Regions from separate parts of the Homo sapiens genome. Here region 2 is linked to region 1. The links are chromatin loops, found by intact Hi-C in ENCODE. Cell type or tissue: tibial artery. All regions are shown on one strand. Each heading gives the region's core, and the rest is flanking DNA. Links, peaks and the distances in the headings are about the cores only.

Region 1 (10,860 bases), core at 2,861-10,860:
AACTGACTCCAGAACCCTTGTTCTTAGCTACTAAGCCACTCTGCCTGTTTGGAAGCATGAAGAATTAATACATTTGGAATAGCAGGATAGTGAGGAAAGAATGAAACCAATGGAGGGAAAATTAGAAGAGAGACTCAGAGGTGCTCCGGATTTTCCATACAGAAAGGATATCAGAGCTGCCATCTGGTTGCTGGGGGTGTGGCACCAAGGAGCTTGTATTGAAGCTGGGTTTGACAGAAAGCATAGAGCTTTGGTGGGGATGCTGATGGACACAATGTACTAGAAAGGCAACAGTTCTTCCAAGAACTTCTTGGGCAGAGTGGTCAGGCCCAGGCAGTGGGGGACCAGGTGAAATCTTCACAGGCATGTGCCAGAATAACCTTGGCTGTCAGAACAGTGGAGATGGGGAGTGGGAGTCTCGCCGGAAATTGTTCTCTTATGCTCCAGCCGCCACACCAGTGTCTGGAGAAGAAACTAGCTAAAGCTCCAGCAGCAGGGCCCCTGTGAGCTTGGAGCTGGGCTGTAGGCATGAGAAGAAAGGTAGATATTCAGGCAGGCCACCACCCAGCCTCTCTGCTCTGCCTCTCCATCTCCTGAGAGGCGGTGGGCAGGAGTCTCAGCCTCAGGCGAGAGGAAGTGATTTGGTAGCATTTTGGACTTGGGAATGGAGAGCTCTGCCAACTAGATTCTCAGGTTGACTCTGCTCTCTGAGGTCTCTGGGCGAGGCTCCTGGTTAGTTGGCTGGTCTGCCTGTGGTGGGCTTATGAACAAAAGCCAGCTGGGAACAGCAGGCAGGGTGGACTTGCTTCAGGTATCGTCTCCAAGCTCTAGATAAGGGGATATTTTTCCTCTTAGCCTTCTGCACCTGAGGCTGGTCACTTAGGTTGTTGGCTTCCCTTCTGCTCCCAAAGAATGCGAACCTCTGAGATAAACAGTCCAGGGCCCCTGTGTGCTCTGCTTCCAGGCCAAACCTGCCCCCAGAGTCCATTCTTCTCCATCTAGCAACCCTCGGAGTTCAAGTGCAGGACAGAACTTTGAATGGCAGGGAGAAGCCCACCCCATTCCTGTCCCAACTGTACCCCTAAGGAGAAGCTGGCTGGACAGACTGAAGTGAGCAGTATGGAGGGCACTGGATCTTGGTAAGTGACCTCTCAGAGGAGGCTTCCCTGGCATGGGAGGCTGGAAAGAGAACCTGGGGGCCCTGCGGGAGGAGGCTGTGCCCCAGCTTGTCTGATTCAGCCTGTGCCAAAATGAACAGTGTTCCTTTTAAAAATCAACAATCTTGCAATTTCTGGGATCTGTGAGATGTTTGTAGCTTGGGTGGAGGGTGGGGGGAAGCAGTTTTTAACACCAAGCAACATGAAGACAAATTCACTGAAAGCCACCCAACCACACCCCCCTCTTTTCATATCCGTGTTTTACCTTCGACAAAAGCTCTGGGTTCTCTGTCATGCCTCTTTTTTCTTCCTGGATCCCAATTGTCAAGCCTTCAAGAAAATGCACTTCAGTCCTTTGTCACTGAGTGTAATTTGATAAACTGAGCAGAAACACACTGCTCTCCCCATCCTTTCAAAAACTGTTACTGCCAGAGAAAGAGGATGAGGGAATGAGATCTGAGGTCTTTGAATGGACGTTTAAGCACGAGCACATGCCCACTCACACACACACACACACTCACACACACACACACACACACAGTCTCGTACACATACCAGGACATACAGTTGCCTTGGTGGGAGGAGGTTGAATCCCAGATTCTTGTGTGTGGGGCCCTGGCCCTGGGGTCCTGGGACGAATGCCCTCCCAGCTCCTAGAGACTCCCCTAGTTGCAGGCCCTCGTTGCAACCGCCCAGTAGGCGGTGCCAGGGCAGGTTTCAGGCTATAAAGGGCTCTTGGCTCCCCGGGCCTGAGGGAACGCCATCACTGCAGCAGTGTCGCTGCCAGCCACAGCCAGCTTGGGGCACTGCCGGTGTCCCATTGCCACCGAGCAGGCTACTCTTTTCCAGGCCGTGCTGATTTGGACACAGCTGTCAGCTGCGTTCTTCGCACCTACCCGTCCTCTCCATTGGCAAGTCCTTTTTTGGATTGCTTTCACTGGGGTTGGGTGTGGGGTGGGAGGAAAAGGACTGAGTTTGGGGCTTTGACAGGGGATGATGGGGGTATTTCCACTTCTTTTTGAAAATTCCTTTTGAGGCAAGTCTCTGAAGCTGAGATTTCTGAGATGAGGTATGACGTGAGGCTTGTTTCATATTCAGGCAAAGGGGAAAGAAGCAAAGTTCTTTCCCAAAGGCCACCGCCTTCGTAGAAGGCTGCAGAGGAGTGGGTGAGGGGCTCCCTCCTCACTGTTCCTCTCTGAGGGGCTGGGAGTGAGGGGCCAGGCTGTGCCTGCATCTGGCTCTGCCAGGTAGAGATGCCTGGATAGTGGTTGTTATCTAAAACAAAACGAAATCAAAATCCGAAGATACCTGGGGGTGGGGTGGGAGCAAGTGGCACTAAGGAACAAAGAAGGAGAAGAAGCCAGCCTTTAGGAAATAAACACACAGAGCCCAGAACCCAGCTCTGTTTCAGCAACACTGAAACAGCAGGATGGCCTCTCCAAGGCGCGGGTGGGCTGGGTGGGTTTCTGGCAGGCGGTGGTTTTCGGGGGTCAGTGAATTCTCTACACAGCCTCAGAGCCCCTGAAGCTGCAAGGGGTGGGGGGAGGAGAAGAGTTTAGCCCCTAAAGGCAGAATTCCTGGTACCGCGGTGATTTCCAAGCTGAGCTGGGTTGAGTGCCACCATACACCCCTATCCCCACCCAGCCTGGACAGCAGGGATCCCAGCCCCTGTCAGAACAGCCAGGGCACAGGCAGGGAGCGCCCTCTAAGCTGCCCTTGAGGACTGGGCACTGGATGGGGGCTGCCGATCTTGTGGCGCCGGCTCTGGAGGGAGGGCACGAAGTGGGGGAAGGGTAGGCACCTGGGCCTCGGGATGAATATCTGGGGCCACAAGCTGGGTTCCAGGGGAAAGCGGCATCCCTGACCCACCGGAGTCACAGTTTCTGCTCTGGCTCTGGAGAAGGGTCTGGGCAGGACCTGCCGCCCCAGGTCCCTCTCCTCCATAGCTCCTCAGAAATGTCGTTTCCCCATGGGACTTGGTATCTTGCAGGCAAAGGGCCCCGCCACTGTCAGGCAGTGTACCAAGAAGACTTAGAACAGAAGGGAGCCAGCCCGAGGCCCTGGGAAGAATGAGAAGGAGCCGAGAGCTGAGTTTTCCAAGGACTCCTTCATGCCAGCAAGGCAGGACAGGACTAAGAGCAAAGAGCTCCCTGAGGCGAAATCCTGGGCTTTGTCCCTCAGGCTAGACAGCCCAAGGTGCAGGCCAGAGGCTGGGAGGGCTTTCGCAAACTCTTCTGGTCCCTGAACACACGGCTCTGCCTCCTGCTCACTGCCTCCTGGTCTCTTTGCTCTCTGGACTCCCTGGCCAGTAGGGCCAAGTGGTCGTCTTGATCCTGGACATTTTCCCCCTTTCTGTTTGGCTCCGGGTGGAAGGATTAGAAATAATTTTAGGGGAAAAAAAGCAAATTAGCATCAATTGAAAAAATTCAAGGCCAAAACTATACAAAATTGAGTGTAAAATTGACAGCTCCTTCTGTTGTCGGCTTTAGTTGTCAGAAGCATGGACATTAAACAAAGAGAAAGCTGCCGAATGGACAGGATCTCATGGCTCCTGGAGATGTGTGCTTGTGTGGTGGGAGGGGAAACAGGACAATACAGTGTGTGTGTGTGTGTGTGTGTGTGTGTGTGTGTGTGTGTGTGTGTGTATGTGTGGCGGGAGTGGGCATTGAGGGACTCTGGCCCTCTGTTTTCTCATCAATGCAAAATGTAACAAGTAAATCTAATATCTAAAAATAGTATTATCTCACTATTTTATCTCACTGAAATATAATAGCTGTGGAAGAGAATTACTGGCTACACAGGACTGCACGCATGTAAGGGACTTGTAAGGGGTAATGCCTTCATTCTCCTGGGTGTAGCAAGTCCAGGGCAGACAGTACCGCTGTGTAGCTTTGTGTCTTTGTGAGCAGCAGGACTTTAGGCAGACCTGCCCCTGTATGCAGTGTTTTCTGAGCTAGGGAAGTGGGTGCAGAGGCTGTGCTTGCCCATTGCCTGCATATTCCGAGTGCCTGAGGCCTACCTTCTGTATTTCCCAGGCCCTTTCTGCCAAAGACTGCAAATGTCACCAGGCAGAGCTCCACTTGAACCAGCATCTCCTTACTCATGTCCCAGGCTGCTCTGACTGATTTCAAAGTGCCAGAAAGGCTACAGGGTCGTGTGACGCAGGCCCTGAACTGCAGCACTGCAGGCAATAGCTGAAGCCTGGGGGTATGCTCTGGGCCTATGGGAAAGAGTTGTCTCTGTGTGTGTGTGTGTGTGTGTGTGTGTGTGTGTGTGTGTGTGTGTGGTGGGGCGTGGCAGTCTGGGAGTTCCTACAACCAGCCCGGAGGGAGAGGGATGACCACTAGGCAACAGGCTTATCATCCCAAGGCTAGAATGAGGCAAATATTCCCTCCTAGAACACACTTGTGCTCCCAAGTGCCTCAGGGGTTGAGCTGTGCCGCAGCTTTGGGGCAGTCTACAAGGGGCCAGTCATACTTTTGTAGCCAAAGTGATACTTGGTAGTACTGGGATTCAGTCTGGACTTTGAGACAGGGTCAATCTTTGACCAGGATTAAGGATCATTCTGGGATTAGACTCAGAGGTCTGTTTTAGGTCAGGGTTACAGGCTAGACTGAGGTTTGGAGCAGGGCTCTGTCTGGGATCAGAGTCAGAAGTCTATCTGAGGTTAATGAAAGAAAGTCCTCTGATGGAATCTGACTGGCAAAGACAGTTGCCGAGCTTTCTCTGTCCTAGCCACCCTCTTCACAAGCCTGTCCATGGCCTCAGCACCCCCACTCTCCACAGCACCTCCAGGAAGTCTTAGAGTGGAGTACCATGCTCTCCTTTTCATCTTTCCGAAGTACTTTTTGAGATTTGAGCAGAGAGGCGGTTCTAATTAGGAAATCCAGCAACTATTGCTGTGGGGCTGTGACATCCCTGCAGACTTTCCCCAGGATCCCACTTGGCACAGGGTGTAAGGACTCAGAATTTCTCCTCCACAACCCTCCCAACTCCTCCTCTATACCTGAACAGGAAAAGAGGCTGAGCAGTGGAGGACAAAAGGGCACAAAGCCACCCCCACCCAGGAGTGAGGGGATGGGAGGAAGGCAATTGGCGTGTTGGGGGACTTCTGGGGCTGTGATCCCCACACGGCAGACACCTCCTGTGGTCTCTTGGGTTGGTGGCTGGAAGGTGGGTGTTTTGTGACTGTGACAATGATCCTTTGTGTGTGTGTGTGTGCTCAGTATCAGCCTGTACATCTATCTGCATCTCTATAAAGCTGTGTGCATGTCTGTCCTTTAGGAGATGGAGATTTCCACAGGTGAGTTTTCCTGGGTTACCTTGCCCATTTCACCACCTTGTGGCCAGTGCTGTGTCTGGGGGTCAGGCTAGATTCTTAGAGCTCTTCAAGCCAGCAAGACCTTAACAATCTCCCCCAACCCCATTTTATGTTAGCCTCATCCTCAGATAGGGTGTGGGGTGGCTCTGGCACTTTGACGTGCCCTGTTCAGATGTGACTGTTTTGTGAAACCACCCTGCTTCGAGGGTGCTTCCTAGCCCCCTGTTTCAGGACCACAGTGATCCTGACAGGGCCTTCGTAAGTGTCCGGCCCCAAGCATCCTGGGGTGGACGTCTGAGGTCACTGACACAGGAGCGGGGTGCTTTGGGAGCCTACAACCCGGCCCTTTGGAGCTGATCTCCCACTATGAAGGGCGAGTGCGGAAAGGGAGCAGAGGGAATTGTTTCCCCGAATCTGTAGTACTATAACTGCCCACCAGGTGGGGTTCCAGGGCAGAGAGTGAAGCCGAGGTGACCCAGCGCTAGGAGCTAGACCAGCGTTTAGATCTCCTGCCACACCAGCCTCGGAAGCGCTCACACAGGGAGGGACAACACATCTGTGCGCACCTTAGACGCTCACACACATTCTCGTCTCGTGAACTCTAAAGCAGAACTCGTACTGGGTGCAGGCAAGGTGTTAAAAGCGGAGTCTAGTATCGTTGACACACACACTACTCTAAACTAAAGATGGGATATCGACTCTGGCTCCGGGAGTGTGAGAGTGAACGCCAGAGCCAAGGGGGGCTGAGGGAAGCAGGATGCACGGGAGAGAGAGGGGCAGACATTAGCTAGACCAATGTCGGGGTTGCTGTACGCAGCTCCATGTTAACACAGGCTCGCAGGAGGAGAGGCCAGATGACAGATGCACGGATGCGCAGACACACTCATGGCTCTACAAAGAATACACAAACCCACAGACATACCACGTCGCTCCTCAGACGTCGGGCCGACGCAAGGCCACGCGCGCGAACACACAGGTGCGGCCCCGGGCCACACGCACACCGTACACAGGCACGCGCGCCGGGCCCTCTGCTGCCAGCGCTGAGAAGGTGGCCGTGCTCACCCAGCATGTTTATTTACTCATTTGTATCAATGAACGTTTGTGCCCGTCTTCTCCCGCCTCTGGGTACCGGGGCCGCCGCGTTTGTCCCCGCGCAGGACACTTGCCGGACCAGTATCGGGGTTCCCCGACGCTGCGGGCGGTGGAGGGGGACTACAAAAGCAGGGGAGGGGGGTCCCAATGTGCAGGAAAGGAGGGGCTGCAGAGTCAGCAGCCTGGGACGCTGACGGGGACAGGAGAACCTCCAGGTTCCGTAGGGTAAGAGACATATGGCGGGGGCGGACCTTAGCATCGGAGGTGTGAGGATATAGGGATCGGGAATGGGGGATCTGGCTTAGGGGGATTGGGACTGGTAACTCAGGGGTCCCTGGAGATAAGAGCCAGCGGGATCCCGGGGGTTGGAAGCTCGGGACCCTAAGGCACAGTTTCGAGGGCTTTGGGCGCCTGCCAGTCGAGGGGGCAGTCCGGCCAGGACCTCCGCTGCCGGGGCTTCGGCCCAGGAGGGACTGCTCGGAGCTGGAGGAGGGGACCGCTGACCTGGGAAGGAGGAAAAGAGGAAGGGAAGGAGCCTAGAAGCCAAGCAGGCACTAAGCGAGTGCGCACCGTGTGTGCGGAGGTGTGTGTGTTGTGTGTGTGCGCGTGTGTGTTGTGTGTGTGTGCGCGTAGGTGCGCGCGCGTGTGTCTCATCTCGTCCGTCTGTAGGCGCTGGGCTCAGCGAGACGCCGGCGAGAAAGAAGAGGAGGCGAGAGGTGAACTGAGTTTGATCCTGCGGCGGCTACAAGTGGGTCCCGGGCGGGCTGCGGGCGGCGGGCGGCGGGCGGCCGGGGCGGGGCGGGAGGCCGGGCTGCGCTCTCCAGCTCCGGCCGCGGGCCCGGCCTCTCACCACGCCTCCGGCTTTGTGAGCGCGCGGGTTGGGGCGGGGGGGTGCTGGCGGGGCGCCCACGGCGCAGCCTCCCGCCTCTATATAAACACACGCATCGCCTCGCTTTGGACTCAAATTCACATTGAGAGAAGCTTTTAAAACCACCAGCCCTGAAATCCTGCCTCCTGCTTTTCCCCCTCTTTCATTCCTTTTGCCTTCCTTTCTTTTTTCCCCATTTCTTCCCCCAGCAGCAACTCCAGAGCCGAGAGACCGCGTCCCGGGACGGACTGCCTTTTCTTAATTGATACAATAGCCCAGCTCGGGTTTTCCACCTCCTCCCCCAACCCCACCCCGCCTCACCCCTCCCGCCCGCTGCCGCCGCCGCCGCCGCCGCCGCCGCCGCCGCCGCCCCATCGCCCGCCCGGGGCTCTGTCGCCGGCTGCGTCCCGTCCCGGCCGCGGCCCGCCGGCTCCGCACCCGCGCTCGGGCCGCAGCGCCCGCCTCGCCGCCTCGCCCGCCGCTCCTGCCTCGGGGGTGCTGCGGCGGCTCTGGGGCTCGAGCGCGCCGCCCCGGGCAGCCCAGGGACTTTTAGGCTCCGGCCTCTCCACTCGCCTCAGCCAGGGAGCTTTCTCCCTCGCCCCCAAAGTTTCTGGGTTCGTTGGAATTTTTGGATTCAGGAATTTTTTCTTTTTTTCTTTTTTTCACCTAGGAATTTTGGGGCCATACTGCAATACTTTTGACAAATCGACCGCACTTTCTCTCTGCTAGCTCTCTGCCCCCTTCTTTTTTTCCGAGCAGGGGAAGGGGCTTACGAGAGAGAGGCTCCCTCTGGACAAAGTTTTCCAAAGTTTTCCGAGTGTGATGGTAGCGGGGAGAGCAAACCCACCAGCTTGACTCACGGCTTCATCTCACCACCCCTTGAGCAGCCCCTAAGCCCGCTATAAAGGAACAAACAAACAAACAAACAAACAAAGTTGCACCCCAGTCGCCTCGTGTTTCCTCTCTTCTTTTAGGCAATTTTTTTCCTCCCTCTCTCCGCTCCCCTCGCAGCCTCCACTCCCTTTCCCTTGGCCCCTTCCTCCTTCTCTGTTTCGGCTGGAGGTGCCAGGACCCCCGGCCGCAGCCTCCCCTCCCCCGCCGCTCCGGTCCCCTCCCGTCGGGCCCTCCCCTCCCCCGCCGCGGCCGGCACAGCCAATCCCCCGAGCGGCCGCCAACATGCTCTTTGAGGGCTTGGATCTGGTGTCGGCGCTGGCCACCCTCGCCGCGTGCCTGGTGTCCGTGACGCTGCTGCTGGCCGTGTCGCAGCAGCTGTGGCAGCTGCGCTGGGCCGCCACTCGCGACAAGAGCTGCAAGCTGCCCATCCCCAAGGGATCCATGGGCTTCCCGCTCATCGGAGAGACCGGCCACTGGCTGCTGCAGGTAAGGGCGCGCTCGCTCCGCTGCACTCCGGGGTCCGCTAGCTGCGAGCGCGGGGCAGACGGAGCGGCGGGCCGGCCAGGGGGCGCCGGGAGCCTGAAGGCACTGGTCCCCGCCCCGCCCCTTCCCTCCTCTCTGCCGCAGCAGCCCGGGCTTCCCCAGCCCGCCGGCAGCGCGGTTCCGGGACCACTGGCGCCCGCGGCGCAGGTTCAGGGGGCTGGTAAGAGGGGTTCCCGGACCTGAGGGGGCTCCCAAGATGGACTTGCCTGGGTCGCGGCTGGCCTGGCAGGGGGCGTGGAGCGCCCCGGGGGCGCCTAGCGAGGCGCGGTCCCGGGGGAGGGTCCGGTCCTGAGCCGCTTTCGCCTCCCCTCGGTGCTGCAAGCCCCCAGTCGCCCTCGGCTTTCTGGGGTTGGCTGTGTCGCTGGGAGCCGAAAATTGAGTCGGGAGAGGAGGGGGCTGGTGGCAGCTTGAATTGCCGATTTAAAACTGTGTTCCTGCGGCGCCGTCGGCAGCGCCAGGTACAGTGTCCCTGGTCCGCGGTCCGCGCGAGTGTGTCTGTTTTGTGGTGGAAGAGGAAGAAGGTAACCCAAGGAAAAATGAGAATCCAGGGCTCTAGGCTTTCGGGGAAAAGGGTCTATTTACTTATTGGGTGGGGACAGTTTGGCAGGAGAGGGAAACTTGGGAGAGGTGAGTGTGGGATCCATAGAGAGAGAGTGCGTGTGTGCTTGTTAGATGCCGCACAACCCCACTCTGCTGGTGATAACGGGGGTGAGGCGCGTCAGGGACCAGACCCAGGTAGGTAATGGGGAGATTAACCTGGAGTTCACCTCATCAAGTGCCAGACAATCGCTTTTGCAATGTGATACACACCGGTTTTCTTCTTGGGGTGGGGGAGCGGAGCGCCTCTGCAGTAACTGCGGGAGGTGTATTTGTGTGTACGCGCGTTTGTTCTGTTAGGGGAAGCAGGGATGTCCTGAAACTGACAATCCCCGCACTAGAGAGGTGAAGCGAAAGGTGAGCGCTGCGACCTGTGGGTTTACAGGTGCGAAAGCTTGGCTTGAAATTAACAGACGCGTGCAATCCGCGCGCTCGCGCACACACGCACTCACCCTGCCCCGGGACGAGTGACAGCGGAGCGGGGGCGGGGAGGGGGTTCGAAGTTCCTCTGCCCTGTGGTCTTTCCACGTCCCGGATTAGGCCCATCTCTTTTTGGGGTTGTTCGTGCAATGAGGTGGGGGTCCTTTCAACCAATGGATGTATCACCCCCCCACCCCCCGCAAAGAAATCCCCAGAGCCTTTCCCTCGCCACCACACTTAAAGTGTCAACTGCAGCGGTGCTCTAGGCTTTGGGCCGCGAATTTAGGAAATAAAATAACTTGGGCAACGGCTCCCGCCTTTTAGAGCCAGTCTGCTGAATCCACGGTCTGTCACCACCCACCCCCACTTCGTTTCCTGACCTCTCTGCCCCCCCTCAGGTCCCCATGACCTTTTCTCCGAATCCCACAAGAGCCCCTGGGGGTCAGCGTCCAACCTGCACAGAAGTTAGGGAGGAGGAAACCTAAGCCTCCCCATCCCTCCAACCCGGGGCCCTAGATCTGGAGGTGAGGAGGGAAATAGGGGGTACGTGTACAGGAGCGCCTAAGGGGTTAATGAGAGCCCTCTGAATCCCAGCGTTATTTTTTCGGAGTCATTTATCAGATTTTACGGGGGGACCTCCAAGGGCTCTCCGTTTCCACCGAGCGCCATCTAAACAGAGCCCAGGGCTAAAAATACAACATTTTTGTATAAATTGGACTCGCGGCCCGAGCGGCCGCCCCTATGAAAGTACTCTTTGTGAAGACCGTGGAAACGGCGGACAAATAACTCTTTATTAATGCCACAAAAAACGCACTTTAATTATAGTTAGGCAGATCAGAGGCGGGGGGTGGGGGCGAGGCGGCGGCGACCTCGGAAAATTCACAACCCAACTTTTGTGTTGAAAGAAAAGAAAAACAGAGGAAAAGAAGGAGAGGAAAGACGGAGAGTGAGACGGAGCGAGGGAGACG
Region 2 (10,860 bases), core at 1,605-9,604, 220 kb after region 1:
TCCCATGCTGAAAGGGGAGGGGCACTGCCTCAGCAACACTGGCCCTGCGGGAGTAAGCCCATGTGGGGAGGAGGCTCATCCTCCCGAGGTTCATCACCCGAACCCTCATCCCCATCTCCCATCCCACCCATTTCACCAGCCCCAGGCCTGGCAGGGGGGCAGTGGTGGCTCTGCAAGCTGTCACTCACCAGGCCTGCATCGGGCACAGGTGTTTCTAATAAGGGCTCCTCAGGCCGGCTGCATCCAGGAGGATGTTTACAAGAAGGTCTGATGAGAAATTGTCTCCAAATGCTTGTCTTGTAAGCAAGATGTTAAGAAGGGGGGCCAGCGGGCGCGCCTTAGGCTGTAAGCAAACAGGACTCCAGAATTGGGCCTGGCCAGTGCTCTCCCTACCCGGCTCCCTTCTTGGCCAGGAGTGGCAGGCTGGGGCCTGGGCAGGTCTGGGCCCACTGCCAAGGGTGCTAAGTACCATGGGGGTTGGGTTTCAATAAACAAAAGCAATAATGTCGGAAGAACCTCCACAATAAACAAAGACTGGGGCATCCCAATATTGCTATCAAACCCCTGAGGCCTTGTCTCTGACCCTGTGGTCTTCCTTTAGCCCCTCCTCCACAGGGAGAGGGGCAGGAAATCACAGGTTTTATTATCAGCATAATGAATAATCAACACGTTATTAAAGAGCATCTTCCTGGAGAAGCCCAGAGAAGGAAGAGGGGTATCCTGTTTTCAAGCCTTCACACGGAGAACTCTCCAGTATGATTACATCCTCTAAAAGGAAGGTAGGGGGATGCAAAACAGGGGGGCTGCAAGCTTTTTCTGTAAGGGTCAGATAGTCAATATTTTCGGCTTTGAGCCCCGCATAGTTTTTTTGAAACTACTGTTCTCTGCCACTGCAGTGCAAAGGCAGCCTTGGATAATAGGTCACTGAGTGGGCAGGGTGGGTTTTGATTGGCAGGCAGTAGTGTGCTGACCTCTGATGCACAGGATCAAACAAGTCCCAGAGAGGAGAAGTGACCAGCCAAGATCATAAAACCTGTGGGCAACTGAGCAGGACAACTGCCCAGGCTCTGGACCCCTCTGCCCTGCAGGCTGCACAGACAAGCACGACCAGCTCAGTATAGCCTACCAAGGTGGGTCCTAGGGACCTGAACTAGGAACAAGGGAATTGCACCGCGTGGAAGAGGCCAGTGTTTTGGAGAGGAACTTGGTAGTCGAGAGAGGTACAGACAAAAGGAGGAGCATTGTTGGGCTGTCCCAGTGCTGCTAGACAACAGCTTCCGGTGCCTTCCCTGAGTTGCGGAGATGAACACGAAGGAGGGTTTCAGGAGCCAGGAGTGGTGCTGCTGACCACTGAGGCTGCAGATGTCCCCCTTTGAACATGATCCCTGTGGTGGTGGTGGGGGCTTGTGTGGGGTCACGGGGTCCCTGGGGTGAAGCTGTGCTAGAGAAGAAGGGTGCAGTTCAACTTGGGTAGTCTCTGTGAGAATGGAATCAAAGGTTCCTTGAGGTGTGGGTGAGATTGAAGGGCACTGAATAAGGTTGGGCTGGGCATGTTTTGTGGTGGGTTGGTGTGTGTACAGGACTTGAAGGCCCAGTGTAGCTGGGGGTTCAATGTGGCTAGGGGATCGGTGAACCGTGGGCAAGCTTAGGGCTGCCATCAGAGTGCCCTCTCTTTAAGTGGAGGGGCAGTGAGGTTTGGCACGGGGTGTTCTGCTTGTAGCCAGGTTGAGCATTAGTGTGACATTTGGCTTCAGGGTTGACATGTCTTTGTTAGGTAGACTTGGGCTGGAGGTTAGGGCATGGATGGGGTTTGAAGATCAGTGTAAGCTTGAGACACTGAGGGTTGGTCTGAGGTGAAGTTTGGTGAATCAGCTTTGGTAAGGCTTGGTAAGTCTTCGTATGAGGTGAAGTTCTAGAGTTAAGGGTGTGGCCTTGTTTTAAGGTCTTGGGTTGGCTGGGATTGAGGTCATTGTTTGGTTAAGGTTCATGGAGTCAGTGAGTGTTTAGCTTGGGGTGTCTGTGCCAGGGGCTCTAATTAGGGGGGTTAGGATCCATGGGAGGCTGGAGATGGGAGTGACAGGCCATGATTGAGATTGGGGTCGGCCTGTGGTTGGGCAGCTGGCAAACAGCTGGGGCTTGGTGGATCAGTGTCTTCTAGAATTGAGAGGGTTTGCGTGTGTGTTGTCTGGGACAGGGAGCCGGTGTGTATTAGGGGTTGGGGCATCGCCATGTGTGACTGAGTTCAGAGAGAAACACGTGGCTAAATGTTCCAATGTGGTTGTGTCTTGGGCCAGTGTGTGGTTAGGGATGAAACTGAGGCATCAGTGTGTAGTTGGAATTGGGGGATCAGCATGATTTGGGGTCACTTGTGATTGAGGATTCGAGGTGCAGCTGTGCTTGCAGTGTGAGGGTGTTTGCTTATTGTGTTCATAGGTTTGAGGGTCAGGGTACAGCCAGATTTGGGGTAGGCAGTGTGTGTTTGGGGATTAGGTAGTGAGTGTTTGAGGTTCAGTTGGAGGGGTTAGGGTATGGATGAAGTTGGGGAAAGGGTGCATGAGGAGTCTCTCAAGGATGACTCCTAGAGGAAGGAAGTCTCATAAACAGACACTTGGAGGCTGAGTCAGAATGAGCCAACAACCTGGGCCAGGGTTCCACATGCAGAGGGGTTGGAGGTCACTGTCGCTGTGACACAAGGGTGAGAATGGGCTGTAGGAATTGGTGGAAAGGGAGTTTATGGAGTCAGTACTTGGTTTCGAGTGGGAAGTCCTGGGAACGGACCTTCTTAAATGGGGCTTCTTAGGGAATGCAGAAACCAGGGGACCCAATGATCGAACTTACTTGAATATTTGGGCAAAAACAGTGCAGCAAATGCTACTGCCCACACACCCTTGGTCCTCACCATCCTTAATATGCTGACAGCTTTGTGCCGCAGCACCTGTGACTCTGTCTGAGGGTGTTGGCTGGGGGAGCAGGCTCAGTCCGCACTGAGCAAGCCGGAACGGCCTGATGCCAATGCCCAGCGATAGGCCAACACGAAGACAGGCAGGAATTGGTAGATAAATACCCCGGCTGCAGGGCCTTAGCCTGCCTGAGTGCCTTGCCTGCAATCGTCTCTTGCTCATTTATCTACCTGGGGTGGGCTTCCTTCCTTCCCCAGCTCACAGCGCCACTGCCTTGTGTTGTTTCCTGGGATCACAGCCCCAAGTACAAGGACTTGCTCTCACACCCTTGTCTCAGGCTTCCTCCCGGGAACCTAACCTCAGAAAGACACTTCAGTGGTAAAGCTAACAAAGACAGACTGTGGAGCATGAATTCCACATGACTCCTGGAGATAAAGCAAAAGCCCTGACAGAGAGCACGAGCCTCTGAAGTGGGGGCTCCCTGCCTTAGCTCACTAGTAGGGGCTTCCATTTGGGAACCCCAGCTGAGCTAGAGGGCAGGGGAGGTGCGGGGTACCTCCTGGAGGTCAGCCTCCTGGGTACAGACAGGGTGGAGGAGGGTGGGGCATAAGTCTAAAGGGGCAAAACAGCAGGTACTGAGCACTGCTGTGCACTCGGGGTTGGGAAATCGGCATGTGGCCAGGGGTGTAGTAAGTGGGTCGCTGGCATTCAGGTTCCTCAGCTTGTTTCTTCTATTGTAGTATCAGCATGGAATTGAGCTGGCTTAGCTTTGAGGTTGTTCTTGTCCTAATGACTTTGTGGGGATCAATGTGCCGTTGCTATGGGCGGCCAGAGTAGCCCAGTTGTGGTCACTGCATGGTGGGTGACCCTATTAAATCATGCTTGGGGTTGGGGATTATCCCATGGAACTGATGTTAGGCGTCGACAGTGGTCATGGATTTCCCTGGTGGGAGGGCATGTAATTGGTTTGGGAGTACAGTGAGTCACTGGTTAGGGGTCAATATTTGAAACAGTTAGAATGGGGATCGAGATTTATCCAAGGGAGCTGACAATCTGTATAGTACCTTTGCATGGATTTTTTAAAAGGCCCCTCTCTGGACAGAAGCAGCCCTGTCCCTGTGGGATAGGCATGGTACATCAGGTGCAGGTTAGATTTCAGCCTCCACTTGTCCTCTCATCTGGGTGCCTTTGGGCAGTGACCAACCTGCACTACTGTACACGTCAGCCCTGGGAGCGGTTGGGGTCTCTAGCAGGGTGTCCTCACTAACCCAGCCTCAGCGGTGCCCACGTCCTCCAGCCCTCTCCACAGTTGTTGCCTCCAGCTGTCCTGTTCTTTCACAAGGAGCCTGGGTGGGTTTCTGCAGCATGAGCCTCTGCACTCTGTAAGGCTTGGGAGCTGGCTTCCTGGAGTGAGGGTCAGGGTCAGGGTTCGAGTCCTGGCCACGTCGTATATGTGTCAGAATGAGCAATGCCTTTTTAGGTCACATATACTTTGGACTTCAACACTGCTTTATGTAGGCCGTAAAATTAATAGGTGGGAACTAGATTTATGGGCCCCGCTGGGCTGTTCTTTGCTTGTTAGGTTAAACACACTGATTTCCTGGTACAAAAGTGCTTGTTAAAATAATCTCCCCCAGCATGTTCAGAGGGGACATATCTGTCTTTTGAGGGGGTTGGGAGAAGATCGCGGCGCCCCATCCCCACCACCCCTGCTGGCCCACCTGTCATGGCCTCCCCCAGCCCCAGCTGGGTGTATGATGGAATGAATGATCATGTTTCTGGGTGTGAGTGGGGGGCCTAGGGAAGGAACGCACCTCTGTGCAGATAGCACCAGAGCCAGATGCACCCTCGTGTCAACCCCCATCCACCCTGAAGAGCCACTGGCCTTAGTTCCTGCCATATCTCGAGAAGGAGGGCTAGAATCAGAGGGAGGTGTGTGTGCGGGAGGCACAGTGTGGCTGGAGGGGAGCCAGAGGATGTCCTAGCTGTCGCTTCTGAAGACTTGGAAGTCAGAAATGGAGGCGGAGAGGAGGCACAGGCCCTGCTGCCTGAATGCCTCAGCTTCTTCCAGCTCTGCACGCCCTCAGGTGACCCTGTGCTTGCAGATACACGGGGCTCCTCCTCATCTCCCACAGTGCCTGAGGCAGGCATCCTCCCTGAATGACTCACCCCTCCCGGGGGGCAGAGACTGTCTTGCCACCTCCTGCCCTGGTGGGGTACCCTTTCTTCCCCTGGGGGTATGTCTGGTGGAGTCACAAGAGGGCTGGATTTTGCAGAGCTTGTCAGGAACTTCTGACAAGAACCAGGTTGCTCACAGACGTTCTGGGCAGAGCAGGGGCCGGAGCATGTTGGGTCCAGTTGAGGGGAAGACAGTGCTCTGAGCAACTGCAGAGACACCCCTACAGTGCAGGAAGAAAAGCCCAGGCTGGACCAACTCAAGAAGCGTGGTTGGCACTTAGTGGGCCCATGAGATGCTGGTTGAATGACCGTGTGCTGATGGAGTGCTTGGTGCCATCTGCTTGCTTGTTTAAATCCAGCTCGTTTTGAAACCCTCTGAAGGTGATGTTTCCCAGTCCTTGAGCCCATGGCAGTGCCTGGTTCCATGGAATTCCAGGGTGCTCACTGAGCTCCTTTCCTCCCTGCTCGTGTTTTTTCAGGCATCATGGCCTGTTAATCTCCATGGCTTGTCAGTGTTTCCCTCCTAGGCTGCACTCCTCACCCTCCTCTGTCAGCCAAACTGCTCAGTCTTGGAAACTCACTTCAAGACTGCTCCTCTAGGCTCCCATTGCCTTTTGTATTTGATATTTGCTGTCATTTTGGTAAAACACATGATCTACTCCATGCCTAATTCTCTACATGTGTTCTCACATTTCATCCTCATGAGGTCAATATTATACCCAATTATAGATGGATGAAAAAACTGAGGCCCTCTGACATCAATGAACATACCCAAGGCCACCCAGCCAGCAAGTGGAGGAGCCAGGCTTTGAGTCCGGGTCTGAGGACTCTGGTCATTGCTCAGCCCCACCACCTGCTGCCCTGCATGTACCTATTGTCAATCATTATGAGGCTTAGAATCATTGATTTGTAAAACCCAAATCAGCTGGCTGGGCCCCAGGAGCAAGGATATTGTCTAGATCTCTTTTGAGTCCCTAGCCCAGTGCAATGCTAAATGCATGGTAGAAATGCAGTATCTGCCTATCAGTTGAGTTATGATGTTACAACTACAGAGACTTAGGCCTGGGTTTAGACTGCCTGGTAAGAATCTTGGTTCCAGTATTTCCTGCCTCTGAGGCCTTGAGCAACGTACTAAACCCTTCTCTTACTAAACCCTTACTAAACCCTTCTCATGTGGAAAATGAGGCTAATAATAGTACCTATCTCAAAGAGTTGTCGTGCAGCTTCAATGAAATGCTCTGTATAATATGTTTACGACAATGCCTGGAATACACGCTAAGAGCTCAGCATCTCTACTTTCTATCACTATCCTAACCGACTTGACGCTCTTCTTGTTCTGAAATACTGCCACCTGCTGGTAGGTTCCAGGTGCAACCACCACATGCCATTAGTGCCCAGAGCAGCTGCGCCTCAACTGGCTCCCACCTGATCCCTCCATTTGGACCATCCTCCTCCCCTCCACCATAAGCCTTGCTGCTCCTCTCCTTCCAGACCCTGCACACAGCACCTCCTTCTGGGAGCTTCCTTGAGTATCAACCCTGCACAACAGTGAGCACAGAGCCATGTCTAGCTTTCTTTCCCCCTCTGTGCTCCCATCCCCTGACTATTTATTTGGTTGCATGACTTTTAGAGCCAGGATGATGTAGATTTGGACTCTGGTGCCAACACTTAGTAGCTGTGTGATATGGGAAAAATTACTGAACCTCTCTGAGCTCCACGGTTGAAGGACCCCCAGTAAACAGTTCTGTTATTATTCATCCATCTACCCTCTTGTTTCAGTCAGCCTCTGGTGTCCCCCTCAGCTTCCCACAGAGCACTGCTTGCCTTCTGGTTCCCAACTGCATACACCCTCTTAGCAAGTTCTGAAGATTTGTCCCTCCAGTAACCACGGGGCAAAGGGAACAACGCAAGGAAGGGGTTGCCCCGAAGTCAAAGCCCATTGTAATGGTCACATGGAAGGACCTAGGTCCTCACTCTTTTAGTTCCATTCTTGGTTCCCATGTGTTTCATCTTAGGCCTTGCTTGGAGGGGACCCAAACTTCCTGTCTCTCCTGACCACACCCCATGCTCTCCCAACACAGCAAGTTGGAGGAGCTTGGCTTACTCCAACTCCTTCTGGAGGGGGATCTCATGGGGACTGATCTGTAAGCATGGGGGCTGGACCACAAAGTTCTCCAAGGTCTTTTCTAGCTCTGGCATGCTTTGTATCTGAGTCAACCATATTTTGGCTTAATGACTTCCAAATGTCTGCCTGGGAGAACTTGCCTTTGCACCAGTAGCTGACACCACCCCACACAGACCCATGAAAATTTGCCAAGCCCCAAAGATGGGAACTAGGTGTCCTGCTCTTGAGGGAAGACTGACTTCTCTTTCAAATCCAATCCAAGAAGGTCCGAGGCTGAGAAATAACTTAGGTTCTGACTCTGGGTGGGAGACAGTCCTGGGCAACAAGGCAACTGCTCATCTCTCCCATCACTTATCTCTAAGATGAGCACAGCATCCTACTGTGATGGAGGCCTCTGCAGGCCCCTGAAATGCACCACCCATGCCTGTGATCTCACCATGAGCCTCCCTCTTTTGGGTTCAGCATTTGCTTTACAAGTTCATTTTAAACATAGCTTTGGCCCAGGAAGGGTGGCATGTTTTGTGCCTGTCCCTCAGGGATGTGTGAGTTTTCCAGACCCTCGCAGGCAGCCTGGGAGTTCTCAAAGAGGCAGAAGGCGGTGAGGGAGGGCTCCAAGGGGGCCGAGGCTGGGGAGCAGACACTCAGACAGCCTTCACTGTGGTGCAGAGCCTGCCCACAGGCCTGGTGGATTAGAAGGGGTATTTGGTGAGTCCACAACCAGCCCGCGGCGGCAGGGAGCTTTGCTCAGACTTTGTAGACCATCCAATGGCCTCTTTCAAAACAGGATTTTGATGAGTTAAGTGTAAATGAATCAGAAACACATGGGTTGGATTTCCCTCCAAATGCAATGGGGTTTGAATACAGCCCAGGGAGAGAAAAGGGGGTCTGGGAAGGAAAGACGTGGCTTAATCAAACAGGTCTTTTCTTATTTCTATTAACTGTTGCCACCACTGCCTCATGACTCCATGTCCTTTATCATCTGGCCACCCCATCCTCAGGAGTGGGAGACCTGGGTCTTTGCTGCCTGTGCCCAGCTGAGGACCCAGGGCCAGCCCTAGTGGCATCAGACTCAGGGGGAGCTAGACTTTCCTAGACTCTCTCCGGCTGCCATCCAGCATGCCTGGCAGAGGCACTGGAAGGCTTTTCTCTGGAGACAGTGCTTCTGCTCATCCTAGACTCCTGAGGTGGGGGGACTGGAGAGAAGAGGGTAGAGCTGGGGGGGTGCAAGTCCTCCTTAGGGTGACATACTTGTTTTACAGGGACTAAGCTCTGGTCTTGGAATGTAATGTCTCTTGAGTATGCAACTTTTGAGACAAGACTGTGTCTTCAGCTATTTAAACCACATATATGATTTCTTCATTATAAACATCATACTCTTTGTCTTTTGTACAAATCTAAAAGCATAGAGAAGCAAAATAAAAGAAAAGCTACCTATAACTCCCACTCAGAGGTAACTTGTTAACATTTTGGTACAATTGCTTCTAGGCCTATGTTGTGTGTGTGTGTGTGTGTGTGTGTGTAAGTACAGATTTAAAGCCATGCAGAATAGAAAACAGTAAAGTGTAATGGTTAGAGTTTTGAGTCTAGTAGACTACGTGAGTTCAAATCTCAGCCCCACCACTTACTTGCTGGCATGTTTCATCAACTTCCTAAACCTCCGGTCCCTCATCTGAAATTGACAAAACAATAACAGCAATAATGATATAGTAGTTGCCAGGATGAAACGGTGTAACACATAGAAAGTATCTAGAGGGCTGCCTATTGTGCAGTGGCCAGTCCATAGTTGTGAGCTATTAGTGTTTCTATTTTTCCTATTCTGACATAAACATCTCCCTGGGTCATTAACATTTTCTATAACATAATTGGATGCCTGCCTTCTTGTCTGCCGAACTTTTATTTTAAATGTCTATTATAAATAACATGGGTAATAAACATCCCTCTGAATGTTAAGATGGGAAAGCTTGAATCTGAGTTTTTCCCACACAAATTTGTTTTTGTGTGAGTTTATTTGCATGGAAGGAATTAACATGGAGAATATTTATGCTTGTGAACTTGGGGAGAACTAGATGATTTCTATTCCTATAGCTTTGCCTTTTCCAGAATGTCAAATGTATTAGCCCATTCTCACATTGCTGTAAAGAACTACCTGAGACTGGGGAATTTATAAATAAAAGAGGTTTAATTGACTCATGGTTCTGCAGTCTGTACAGGAAACGTGGCTGGGGAGGCCTCAGGACACTTATATTAATGGCAGAAGGCAAAGGGGAAGCAAGCACATCCTATGTGGCTGGAGAAGGAGGAAGAGAGAGCAGGGGGAGGTACCACACTTTTTTTTTTTTTTTTTTTTGACGGTGTCTTGCTCTTGCTGCTCAGGCTAGAGTGCTATGGCGCAATCTCTGCTCACTGCAACCTCTGCCTCCCAGGTTCAAGCAATTCTCCTGCCTCAGCCTTCCAAGTAGCTGGAATTAAAGGCACTCACCACCACGCCCAGCTAATTTTTTGTATTTTTAGTAGAGATGGGGTTTCGCCATGTTGGCCAGGTGGGTCTCGAACTCCTGACCTCAGGTGATCCACCCACCTCAGCCTCCCAAAGGGCTGGGATTACAGGCGTGAGCCACCATGCCTGGCCTAGGTATCACACTTTTAAACAACCAGATCTCGTGAGAACTCACACACTAGCACGAGAACAGCAAGGGGGAGGTCTGCCCTCATGATCCAATCACCTCCTACCAGGTCCCTTCTCCAACACTGGGGATTAGAATTTGACATGAGATTTGGGTGGGGACACAAATGCGAACCATATCATCAAATAAGTGGAATCAGATAGCATGTAGCTTTTCATGTGTGGCTTCTCTCGCTTTGTATATAATGCTTTTGAGATTCATTCATGTTGTTGCATGTATCAATACAATCATCCCTTGGCATCCCTAGAAGATTGCTTCAGGATCCCCCATGGGTATCAAAATCCATGGATGCTCAAGTCCCTGATATAAAATGAGGTAGTATTTGCATTTAAGCTATGCACATTCTCCCATATACTCTAAATCATCTCTAAATTACTTATACCAAATACAATGTAAATGCTATGTAATATATTGTATCATTTAGGGAATAATGATAAGAAAAAAGTCTGTAAATGTTCAGTACAGATGCAACCATCTATTTTTCTTTCCAAATATTTTCAGTCCATAGTTGATTGAATCCACAGATGCAGAACCATGATTAAGAAGGGACAACTATATTGCATTCCTTTTTATTGCTGTGTAGTATTCCATTGTATAGATATAATTTGTATATCCATTCACTAGTTGATAAACTTTTGGGTTACTTCCAGTTTGGGACTATTATGAATAAAACTCATGAAAATTTACATACCACTCATTTGGGTGAACATATGTTTTTATTTTTCTTGGGTAAATTCCTAGGAGTAGAATTACTGAGTCATGTGTATATAGTAAGAGTATGTTTAACTTTATAAGAAACTGCCAAACTGTTTTCATAAGAGGCTGTACTATTTTGCATTTCCACTGGCAATGTTTGAAAGTTCCAATTACTCACATCCCTCAGTAGCATTTGGTATTGTCAACTTTTTTAACATTAGCCATTTTAGGGGTGTAGTGGTATCACATTGTGGTTTTAATTTATATTTTTCCTAAT

What was found. A loop is a pair of places that touch in the nucleus more often than their neighbours do. Peaks named below come from ENCODE experiments on the same cell type or tissue, not always from the same donor. Only the 100,000 strongest peaks of a DNase experiment are listed, where the experiment ranks them.
Region 2: it touches region 1 in a loop (9-fold over the local background); 89 of 110 quality-filtered maps call a loop at or near these places.

Annotation. Positions count from the first base shown.
Region 1 is chr2:72,145,589-72,156,448 of GRCh38, reverse strand. It overlaps CYP26B1 (cytochrome P450 family 26 subfamily B member 1), which reads left to right and starts at 8,587. Exons shown (of 6, transcript NM_019885.4): 1 at 8,587-8,818. The coding sequence starts at 8,615. RefSeq lists a silencer at 5,097-5,272 and enhancers at 8,698-9,199, 9,389-9,911. In tibial artery, for the core only: a CTCF peak has its summit at 5,914 (motif pointing right); DNase peaks (open chromatin) are centred at 5,908, 6,448, 8,588, 9,648 and 2 weaker places; H3K4me3 peaks cover 4,887 bases; H3K27ac peaks cover 1,178 bases; H3K27me3 peaks cover 5,664 bases.
Region 2 is chr2:71,919,704-71,930,563 of GRCh38, reverse strand. No RefSeq gene overlaps it. Among named protein-coding and RNA genes, the nearest start is that of CYP26B1, 220 kb to the left of the region's middle. RefSeq lists an enhancer at 194-694. In tibial artery, for the core only: a CTCF peak has its summit at 6,431 (motif pointing left); DNase peaks (open chromatin) are centred at 2,953, 5,033 and 6,453.